Regions from separate parts of the Homo sapiens genome. Here regions 1 and 2 are each linked to region 3. A link is a contact called in ENCODE Hi-C or POLR2A ChIA-PET data. All regions are on one chromosome and are shown on one strand. Each heading gives the region's core, a stretch centred on a gene start or an enhancer-like site at or near the end of the contact. The rest is flanking DNA. Distances are from core to core; before and after follow the strand shown.

What was found. Hi-C counts contacts between places; a loop is a spot of excess contacts on that map. ChIA-PET counts read pairs that join two places held with the same protein, here RNA polymerase II (POLR2A).
Region 1: a loop to region 3 is called in a map of CD8-positive, alpha-beta T cell, with 10 times the contacts of the local background. The contact joins the promoter of ATF7IP here to the promoter of KLRK1 in region 3. A Hi-C loop is called at or near these places in 1 of 168 maps with a recorded cell type or tissue (CD8-positive, alpha-beta T cell). POLR2A ChIA-PET finds 5 or more read pairs at or near these places in 1 of 52 experiments (MCF 10A).
Region 2: a loop to region 3 is called in a map of CD8-positive, alpha-beta T cell, with 32 times the contacts of the local background. The contact joins the promoter of PTPN6 here to the promoter of KLRK1 in region 3. A Hi-C loop is called at or near these places in 1 of 168 maps with a recorded cell type or tissue (CD8-positive, alpha-beta T cell). POLR2A ChIA-PET finds 5 or more read pairs at or near these places in 1 of 52 experiments (HEK293).

Annotation. Positions count from the first base shown.
Region 1 is chr12:14,364,159-14,367,532 of GRCh38, reverse strand. It overlaps ATF7IP (activating transcription factor 7 interacting protein), which reads right to left and starts at 1,851. Exons shown (of 15, transcript NM_018179.5): 1 at 1,706-1,851. It overlaps LOC124902884 (a long non-coding RNA gene), which reads left to right and starts at 343. Exons shown (of 2, transcript XR_007063220.1): 1 at 343-2,184. RefSeq lists enhancers at 136-275, 1,632-1,691, 2,162-2,221, 1,453-2,270.
Region 2 is chr12:6,950,106-6,953,790 of GRCh38, reverse strand. PTPN6 (protein tyrosine phosphatase non-receptor type 6) reads right to left here and starts at 2,435. Exons shown (of 16, transcript NM_002831.6): 1 at 2,271-2,435; 2 at 2,060-2,182; 3 at 1,614-1,808. The coding sequence starts at 2,278. RefSeq lists enhancers at 1-228, 333-1,267, 1,268-2,201, 2,202-3,137.
Region 3 is chr12:10,388,180-10,391,737 of GRCh38, reverse strand. KLRK1 (killer cell lectin like receptor K1) reads left to right here and starts at 1,697. Exons shown (of 8, transcript NM_007360.4): 1 at 1,697-1,795; 2 at 2,863-2,967. The coding sequence starts at 2,928. It overlaps KLRC4-KLRK1 (KLRC4-KLRK1 readthrough), which reads left to right. Exons shown (of 13, transcript NM_001199805.1): 7 at 2,863-2,967. The coding sequence starts at 2,928. The region is part of intron 3 of KLRK1-AS1 (KLRK1 antisense RNA 1); the gene reads right to left.

The sequences.
Region 1 (3,374 bases), core at 602-3,101, 4.0 Mb before region 3:
CGAAAATGCCTGAAATAGCATGTGGTAGAAAGGGGCTGCTAGGTAACCACTCCAGAAACATAAAAGGGAGAAAATTACACAACTGCTCTCTAAATATACTTCTGTGTAGAAGACCTCAGAGATCCAAGAATTACATCAGGTCAAATATTCTCTTGAGAAAAAAAGAAGAATCTTTCCTACCTCCATTCTATCTCATATGTGACGTCATTTAAAAATCCACCAACCAAAAGTATTACTTTCAATTACATCTAGGTAATATTTACTAATGGTATTTGTTTTAGGCAATAAAAATTTCCCTAAATTAACCGAGATTATAAAGCAAGAGGCACGTCTTCATTTGACAGTAGACTGATTCAAACTTAAAGAGTTATAACCAACCAAGAAACCAGTTGTTGTATATATGAACCACAAATGAAGTCTATGGAAAACATTTGCAAGTTTCTTTGCTTAGTAAGAAAGAATTTGCACAACGGGAGAATCATATCAAATCTTATATAACTTCCCCCAATTGTGTTACATAAGATTTAACTATAGTTGACACTACCATTTTAAACTAATCAGTAGCATATTTATAATTACCTTCCCTAAAAAACTATTAATAAAACCAGGAGCACACTTACAATTAAAAAATCAAACACAACTGTATCTTACACACATGCATACAGTACAGTGTTTAAAAGAAAAAAACAGATTTTTTTTATTAATGGTCCACTTTCTTCAAAGAGGCCTCAGGGTAATGGATGTTCTTTCTAGAATTCTTCATCAGAAAAATTTACCAAATAAATGTTATAGCTTACATATCATAGCAAACAAAAATGCTAAGAAAATGAGTTGATTAATTTCAAAAGTAACAATAATCTAGCTGAAGCAGTAATGAACAAGTCACCTAAGAAACTTAAAACATGTAAAATTCAAATGCCCAGAAACATACAAACTGATTAAAATTAAAACTTTATTTACTTAGGATCAAACATTTAAAACCAAAATAATCCTCAGATTGAGATTTCATTTTCGATTATACTGTAATTTCTTCCACTATTCCCGTTCCCCCAATATTCCCAAAACTAAAATTGTTTCTGTTTTGTAAACATTCCACACATCCATAACAGAACAGGTAAAAATAGGGTTAAAAATGTATTTGCAAATATGCAGTTCAAATAAATGCACTTCCCGTGAGAACACCACTAGGTGCTGATCTTTACCACCGTAAATATAAACCTGAATCCAGTAATACTTTAAAACTGAAATTATAATCAAGAACCACAAATGAAAATCATTTTTACAGAAAATTAAGTCCACAATTTTTCAAAAAATCGAAAAAACAGAGAAGAGCTTGAGGTCGGCCCAGGAGTACAACATTAGAGTAATGTTTTTCTTGAAAATTGTGAGAATTTAAGGTTAACACAAAGAAACCCCTCAAGAACGAGGAAAATTAAATCTAGAACCCAAATGGCGTCCAACAAGAACATTAGATCTTGAAAATGAATATTGCGCTTGCGCAGCCACCGCCCCGCCAGCTGCACAACTGCAGCTAGAGCCCGACCCCGCAAGATCACGTGCTCCCATGCAGCGCCGCCCGCAGCTCCGCAACCGCGCAGGCGCAGACACAACTCCCGCAGCCGCCATAATGCGGTCTTGACTCTTCAGAAATACAATAGTAATTTAAGAAAATGTGGTTTTAACAGCCCCTGGGATTCACATATACCTTTTGGGGCGGAAGCTGAGGGAGGGGGAACCAAGTTCCTTCCTACAGAGCCGTCCCGCGCAGCCGTCCCCGACGTTGCCGCCTCAGCTTTTCGCGCGCTTCAGTCGCCGCGCCGCCGCTGCCACCGCCGCCGCCTCCGCAGATTCAAAAACAAACCCGCTTCTCCCTTGCACGCGCCGGGGCCGTTATGCAAATTAATATGGGCGGGGCTCCGGGGGGTCGTGCTATGTACCCCGCCCACTGTGCTATCAGCCAATAAGCTCAAGGACTAGCCATTCCCCATGCAAATTCTGGTTTTTTATTTGAATGAGGGACATTGGCCCCGCCTCCTGCGTGGAAAAGAGAAGGAAGCCCGAGGTGGTGGCGCTGCGTCTCTCAGTTGCAGTGTGAGGTGTGTTTTTTGAGTGGATCTTCCTCAATCAATAAGTAGCACTTTGTGAGCGCCCTCTATGAGGCTTAGAAAAGAAAGAAGGAAGGAGGTAGGTGAGAGTTTAAAGAGCAGAGGGAAAGATTTTCATAAAAGCCAGGAGTATGTTGATTTATTCATCATTTATGTTTTAAATTCACAGAATGTACTTTGAATTGTATTAATAATGAAGGAATGAAAAAAACATACTTTCTTTCAGTTGCTTGGTAACAGAGCAAGCACTTTTTATCATACTCTCTCACCAGAAGTTGTATTCATCCCATTTATTCAATTTCATGCTGGGAGTCGGCCTTTAATGAATTCCACAGGAGGTAGTGGACAAGTCACTGCCTTACTGGTTAAGAGATCTGGGTTCAAGTTCAACTACTGCAGCTTCCTTGCCGGTTCCTCGGAATAAGTGTGTTACTCAGTTTTCTCACCTGTATAATGGCAATCATGACTATAGTTGAACTAGGTTGGAAGCACTAAATGATAGAATAAATGTACATATGTTTTGGCCAGGTGCCGTGGCTCAGGCCTGTAATCCCAGCACTTTGGAAGTCTGAGGGGGGGTGGATCACCTGAGGTCAGGAGATCAAGACCAGCCTGGCCAACATAGTGAAACCCCGTCTCTACTAAAATTACAAAAATTAGCTAGGCATGGTGGTGCGTGCCTGTAATCCCAACTACTCAGGAGGCTGAGGCAGGAGAGTTGCTTGAACTGGGACCTGGGAGGCCGAGATTGCAGTGAGCGAAGATCTCACCACTGCACTCCAGCCTGGGCTACAGAGCAAGACCCCTTATCAAAAAAAAAAAAAAAAAAAAAGAATAAAAGTACATATGTTTTGCAAGGCAAGAATAGCCTGAAAATAATATTAGATGGTACCGTGTGGTTATTGTTTTTTTATGTAACTTCTCATTATATGAATGTATTGGTTCAGTATTTATTTAGCAATCACTGTGTTGTAGATCTGTTAGGTGCCTGTCCTCAAGAAATCTGTACTCTAGTGAAGAAGACAGAAAACTGAACAAGAAATTTTTGTAACTAATAAGAAATTAGAATAGGGTTGTTAATACTTATTTTTATAACTGGAACCATTCAATTTACTTAAAATATAAGGTGGCCTTTAGAAATATCACCTAGGGCCGGGTGCAGTGGCTCACGCCTGTAATCCCAGCACTTTGGGAGGCCGAGGCGGGCAGACCATGAGGTCAGGAGATCGAGACCATCCTGGGTAACATGGTGAAACCCCGCCTCTACTA
Region 2 (3,685 bases), core at 1,186-3,685, 3.4 Mb after region 3:
CTACTTCAGCCCACCGCCTGGGGACAGGCTAGGACCCCAGGTAGCGGGGAGGGGGCTGAGCCCCTTCCCTCAGGCCCCAGGATGAGGAAGTCTCCATGCAAATGTCAGGCTGACCACAGGAAGCGCAGAGCCACCGAGGGACAGATGCAAATTCTCGCAGAGGAGGAGGCGCACAGACAAGGCAGAGGACACAGCAGAACCTGGGAGAAAGAGCCTCTCACACACTCCCAGGCTCAGGGGTGACACTGGCTCCTGGGACGGGTCACCCAAAAGGGCCTCCAGTGCGGCTTCCCTGGTCTTAACCTCCCGCCCCGGCACTGCCCTCCCTTCCTTCTCTCTCTTCTCTCTTCTCCTTGAACCCAGGCCTCAGCCTCCTCTGCAGGGGCCTCCTGGGGCCCTGCTCCTCTCTTCCACCTCCAGGCACTGGTCAGCCCGTCCTCCTCTCCTGGCTGGAGGCAAGGAGAAAGAGAGGACATGAGCTTTAGAGGGTCTCGGTGCCAAAAGCCCCCTGAGTGTTGCGGTGGGGAAGAGGAAGGGCAGGGGGCAGACACGGAGCCAGCCATGTGAGGCTCACAGAGAGAGGGAAGGCCTTGAAGGAGGCCGATCCAGGAAAGGAGGCCTCCCAGGTGGGCCACAGGGCTGCACCGTGACCGAATCCAGCTCTAAGTTTCAATCAGTGCCTTGACCAAAAATATTGATGCAGTTTGGAGGCCCGAATCTCAGAGAGGCTGCAAGCTGGCAGGAGCAAGGTTCCCGATCATTTCAATAACCGATCCATGAATGCAGGGATCCACGGCAAGGGCAAGTCGGCTTGGCCCAGGGGTGCATGTGAAAACCCCCTAGCGTTATTCCGCTGCCCTTTACTCTAAGGGGATCTGGCATTGAGATGCGGCTGCTGAAAGGAGCCATGGTGTCATGAGGAGCATTCAGAGCCCCCAGCCCCCAGCCCATGCCTTTGGGAGACCACAGGAGGAGTCGGGGAGGCCACAGGAAGGAAATGCCTGGAGTATTACTCTGTGCCCGGGACAGCGTGAGACACTTTACACAGGTGAACACTTCACATCGTGCTCTCAATGATCTCTGTTTGGGCCGGAGACCTATTTGACCCCACAGGACAGACCCATCCCCACGGGGCGGCTGGGACAAGGCATCAAGTGTCTTGGCAAGCATTCATCCCCATCTTCACCCCAGTGTCAGCTCCTCACTGTCCTAACATGTGCTGGGGTGAGGGGCAGACGGAGGAAGGCAGGCTCGATTCCAGAGGAAGAAGAGCTTTCTAACAACAGAGCTGGCCTGCACGACATGCTGGCCACCAGCAGTGGCCTCCCTGTCTCCAGTGGGACCTGGGTTGCAGCGGCCAGGGCTCCCGGAGTAGGGCGAGGCAGCTTTCTGTGGCTTCCTCGGGGTTAGGTGGAAAGGGTGGTAGGTTAGGCTCTGAGACACCAGGTCCCAGGACAGCAGGGAGGAGGGACATTGAGAGCCCCAGCTGGTGCAGGGAGGGGAGGGGATGGAGGGTAGGCAGCGCCGGCTGCCAGTCTCCCTGCCTCCCTGGCTGTTCAGGGTGGGAGCCGGCTCATCCCTGCTTGGGAATGGCGGGGGTGCGGAGCCCTCACCTCTCACTAGTGGGATCGGAGCAGTTCAGCGGGTACTTGAGGTGGATGATGGTGCCGTCGCGGTCCTGCAGGACACCCTGCTGCTGAGTGTAGTACTCCACCAGCTCTGTCAGAGTCGCAAACTTCTCCCCTCCATACAGGTCATAGAAATCCCCTGAGTTCTGGATCCGAATATGGGTCACCTGATCCCCCACCCTGCAGGGCACCAGGCGGTGAGGCCAGTCGGTGCAGGAGTAGAGGCAGGAGGGCAGGGATCGGCTGAGGTCCTGGGTGGGGGCACACATGGGCATGGGTGGGCACAGACAGGGATGGGGAGTGTGGGGGTTGGGGGCAAGGGAACAGACGGGGAGTCAGCACTGCCACGGGGAACCAGGAATGAGTGGTTCAGGGCCTGGATGGCACAAGAGAGTGGCCAAAATGCCCGGGGTTGCGGGGGGCCCACCTACCTGACGGAGAGCGAGAAGTCACCCTGGTTCTTGCGACTGGGCCGAGCCAGGAAGCTACCGTGGACACCTCGGCCCTTGAGCAGGGTCTCTGCATCCAGCCCACTGAGGTCTCGGTGAAACCACCTGGGCGGCCCAGGCAGGGCAGTGAGGAGGGGTCCCGTGGGCACCAGGCACCCTTGCCTCCTGTCTACCGTGGGTGGCAGGCCCTTACCTCACCATCCTGGGGGCTTCCGGAGAGGAAGGGGGCGCAGGGAATGAGGAGGTGCAGCTAGTCTGGGCAGGCAGAGAGCTCAGGGACTAAGCCTCAGATGCAGCTCCCAGTGCCGGGCCGCCTCACCACCCCCGGTGGTCCCAGTTCTGGGGCTGCCACTCCACTGGCCTGGGGCAGCCGGCAGGGCGGGGACAGGAAGAGGCGCGGCCGACCCCTTGGGGGAACTCACTTGTACTTCTCGTTTTAGAGCACAGCAAGGGAAGAGAAGCAGAGCAGGGTGGCACTGGGGGTGGGGACGGGGCCCACTTCCCACACGTCTGCAATCAAAGGCTCAGGAGCATGGCATTGCACATATGTGACAACACATGCAGTAAGGACACATGTGTGCCTTGCACACTCCAGGCCCAGATAATACTTCACGCATGCGAACCCAGACGGTCCCACGGCATCTCTCCCTCCTCCACCAGCTGCTTTTACGCAGCCCTCCCTGGCCCACGCTAATAACAATGATGGCGGTGACAACTGTCATCGAGTGAGTCCTGCTGGATGCCGGGCGCTGTGCTATAATGGCGTTCACATGCCTTGTCTGATTGGTTTCTCACCACAGCCCTATGAAACAGGGGCTATCTTTATCATTTTACAGACAAGGAACCTGAGGCTCAGGGAGTTTAAGGCATTGCCTGAGTCCATCAGTGAGTCAGCTGCAGTGCCAGGATTCAAACCCAGACAGTCCGGTTCCAAAGCCAGTGCTTTGAACTCCTATACACCAGCCCTCAGGGCTTCAAAGAACAGAGATTAAGAGCCTCCTTGTCCAAAGGGGCTGCCATGGGAGCAGGAGACTAATAGTTAAGACCTTGCCAATGCTTGCAAGAGAGAAGGGTGCCCTCCTCTAACCAACATATGCAGTTTGTCCATGCCACTGTGGCAGAGGGATGGACAACATGACCCTGAGCAGCCCTGTCAACATGGGTCCTTTCTAATTCTTGTCCCTAGGCCTCTGCCCTGCCCCAGCACTCCCACCAGGGGGCCTATCTCCTGGGGGGCTGGGGGACAAGGTCCTCACCATGGCTGATTTTCTCAGGGCTGGTTGATCTTAGAGGCCCTAAACACTAAGGTATATGATGCTGCCTACCTGTAATTCCAAATACAAACATCAACACCGCCAAACCAAAACGAGGAAAAGCAGCTCAACAGGGGATACATAAGAAACACATATTGGTGGCTTCCCCTAGGGAGGGAAACTGGGTGGCTGGAGGACAGGGCTGGGGGAGACACTTGGTTCTCTACATACCTTTTTGAATGTTATATGATGGGCATGCATTACCTTTATAAAAATAAATATGCTAACTGGGAACAATTTCTGGGAAACTTTTAGGGTACAGGGAAGGCTCTTTGTCTCTATCTGGATGCTGTTT
Region 3 (3,558 bases), core at 448-2,947:
ATAAAAATAACTCTTCAGGAAATTGTGATTCAGGTTTTTCCCATAAAAAGCCTGCATTTACTCATTTATTCATTTCCTTTCAAAAACCAAATATTTGTTAAAATGTAGTTGTTAGAAAATATCAGCCTATATTTCCTCTATATAGATCTATTTTTACTATATAAAATAGCTAATAGAAAATGTTGATTAGCTGAAAAGAATCTTGGTATGTCAGAAAATAACATATTTTCTTCAACTTGTTTTATATTCACCTATCTTGTTTAATTTTGAATTTGTTTTATACTTATTCATTTTATATCACCTAAACTAAAAAGTAATTTCCAGCTGGGTGTGGTGGCTCACGTCTGTAATCTCAGCACATTGGGAGGCTGAGGCAGGAGGATCACCTGAGGTCAGGAGTTCGAGACCAGCCTGACTAACATGGTGAAACCTCGTCTCTACTAGAAATACAAAAATTAGCCAGGTGTGGTGGCACATGCCTGTAATCCCAGTTATTCTGGAGGCTGAGACAGGAGAATTGCTTGAACCCAGGTGGCGGAGGTTGCAGTGAGCCGAGATCGCCCCGTTGCACTCCAGCCTGGACAACAAGAGTGAAACTCCATCTCTTAAAAAAAAAAAAAAAAAAAGTAATTAATTTCCATGTGGGCAAAAACTTTCTTTTGGATTGTTTACTTTGACATTCTCAAGATCTAGAAAAGTGCATAGCAAATAGCATTCGCTAAAGAAAAAAAATGTTGAATAAATTTATTGTCCAACTTTAACACATCACCACATGAAAGCTGTTTTCCTTCCTTATATTTCAGAGTTTTAAGATTAATAGCTTTGGTTTTTGTTAAAATGTTATAATGTGTTCATCTTATATTACTTTATATGATGTCTTATGTTAGTATTTTAAATTAATAAACATAAAATATATATTTAGCTTATCTTGTTCATTGGTATCAATTCATATATTATTCTTATGTATACTGGGGTATATATTTAAGTTTCTAATTCTCCTGCATATGATGTAGATATGACAGAGATGCAATTTCATGTTTTTTATATTAAAATTTAAAAATTCCCAGGACTAATTTTTTGTAACTTAAAGGCCAGTGTGATAGTAACCCAGGACAAATTATTGAATAGGAGCTAATTTCCCACTTTATCTGCAATGTTACCTTATATTTTTTAATCTATGCACATGACTTTTTCTTGTCTGTATTTTTACCCTTCTCAATTTGTCTATCTATGCCCCACATGCCACTTTGCCTTTATTAATACGGTTTTAACATAGGTCTTACTATCTAGTAAAACAAGGCTCCCACATTTTCTTCATCTTCAATTGTGACTTTCCTAGTCTTGACTTTTGTAATTTAATGTACATGTAGAATTCTGCTTTGTAAGTTCTACAACAAAACCTGAGGTATTAACTGGAATTGAATTGAATCTCTAAAATATTTAGGATTAAATGGCATCATTTAAATTCATCATTTTCAAATCCTAAAATGTTATTTAAAATAATGGCAAAACTACAATTACTTTTGCACCAACCTAACATTTATCCAACAATGGGTGGTCTTAACTCTTTTACCAAATTAACAATATTTTTGTAGTGATAAGGCGGAAGTACTGTGGTTTATGTTTTTCCACAGGAAGATGAGATTATAATATTTGTCACATCTTTCTCAAAGATAGAAATTCACTAAGTATCTCCACTTTCAATTCTAGATCAGGAACTGAGGACATATCTAAATTTTCTAGTTTTATAGAAGGCTTTTATCCACAAGAATCAAGATCTTCCCTCTCTGAGCAGGTGTGTGTATGTGTGTATGTGTGTGTGTTTATTATTCAAGATATGAGAAATTATATTTCAACCTCAAAAAAATAAAAATATTTACACTATAAGGTAATTCTAATTGTTTCTTAGATGCTTGAATAGAACTCCTGAGGATACGGAATGCTTATCATTTCTGATGTATATTCTATCACTGTATCTGATGATAGGTAATTAGGATATACTTATTGAAGAATCAGAAGTTGTAATATTACTATAAGAAGAAGCCTTGTCTCTAAGCAAAACTAGAAAAATGAATCTTTACATTTAGGATGAGAAGAATTGAGATTCAATTTAAATTGTCAAATTTTTGAGTTTTCTGATGCTGTAGGGGGCACTTACCTTTGATACACATCTTTACATGCAAGGTGAAACAAGTTATATCTGTGCTTTCCAACTATCATAATCAAATATGAAATAGCTTTTATTTTTGAAATCTAAGCACTATGCTTATTTATTAAATGGTTTTTTCTGGAAGCTCTGCTGTGCATTGCTAAGATGTTACTATATAAACATGTGAGATTAGTTTTGTTAATGATGATGGTGATGATAATTTGTTGATGATGATGATATGGGCACGTTGGATTAAAATGCACTAGAAAAGGACATTCAACAAAAGTGCATATAACTTACCTGAGTTTAGCTTGCAGAAAGAAAACTAAATTATTGCCAGATAAAATAAACAACTGGAAACACTTGATCTTAGCTAAAAGGCCAAGAAGCAATAAACGACTATAAACAGAAAACTGGGTGTGTTGTTATCTAATATCAGTAAAGTAAAATATTGGTATTAAATATCTCAATGTAGGTGAATTAATAGGTTCATTATATTGTTATGACATTTTGAAGTAATTGGCGATTATTTTACAACCAAGAGAAATGTATAAAATTAATTTTGCCTGGCTTTATGTGAATTGTCATTTCTATTCTTTTCTTAAAGGCATGCACAGGGGAAAAGTTTCTGCATTTTACTTTTCTATTCAAAATATTTTATCTCACCACGGGAAAGAGAACAAAAAACAAATGCCCAGTTTTATTTTATTCAGGAATCCTTTGTGCATTGAAGACTTTAGATTCCTCTCTGCGGTAGACGTGCACTTATAAGTATTTGATGGGGTGGATTCGTGGTCGGAGGTCTCGACACAGCTGGGGTATGTTTTTACCACATAAGTGTGTAGTTTTGTTTTTATACAATTTTAAGATACCAAGAATTTCATACAAGCATATAAGGCATAGGCAAGCAATTTACTCTGATTCTTTTCATGTTCTATTTATGTTGATTTCATGTTATGTTCATATTGTATTTTAAATCAAGTCTTCCAAAACTTAAAAACTTTTTTCCCTTTATTTTATTAACTATATTATGGTAAAGTCGCTCACAACTTGGGACAGCTTGAAATAGTGAAATAGATGTGGAGTCAGACTTGAATTTTACTCAAACTTTTACCGCTCTCTAGATTTGAAGGGTCAATTTGCAACCTCTGTGTAGTTTAGTTTAGTTTCTTTTTCTATCAAATACAGGCATGAAACATTCCATATTTATCTTAGATTTGTGTAATATTCAAATCAACTGACATGTATGTTAAAGCACTTTTTATCCTAAAGGTGTTTATAAATTTATAACTTATTCACAGTTGGTAACATTATATTAAATAAGCTTTATGATTTTGGCCATCTCTAGCATTCAATTTCTTCATCCATAAAGTGATACCTACTCTCTTTACTCCATATGTAAAATAACT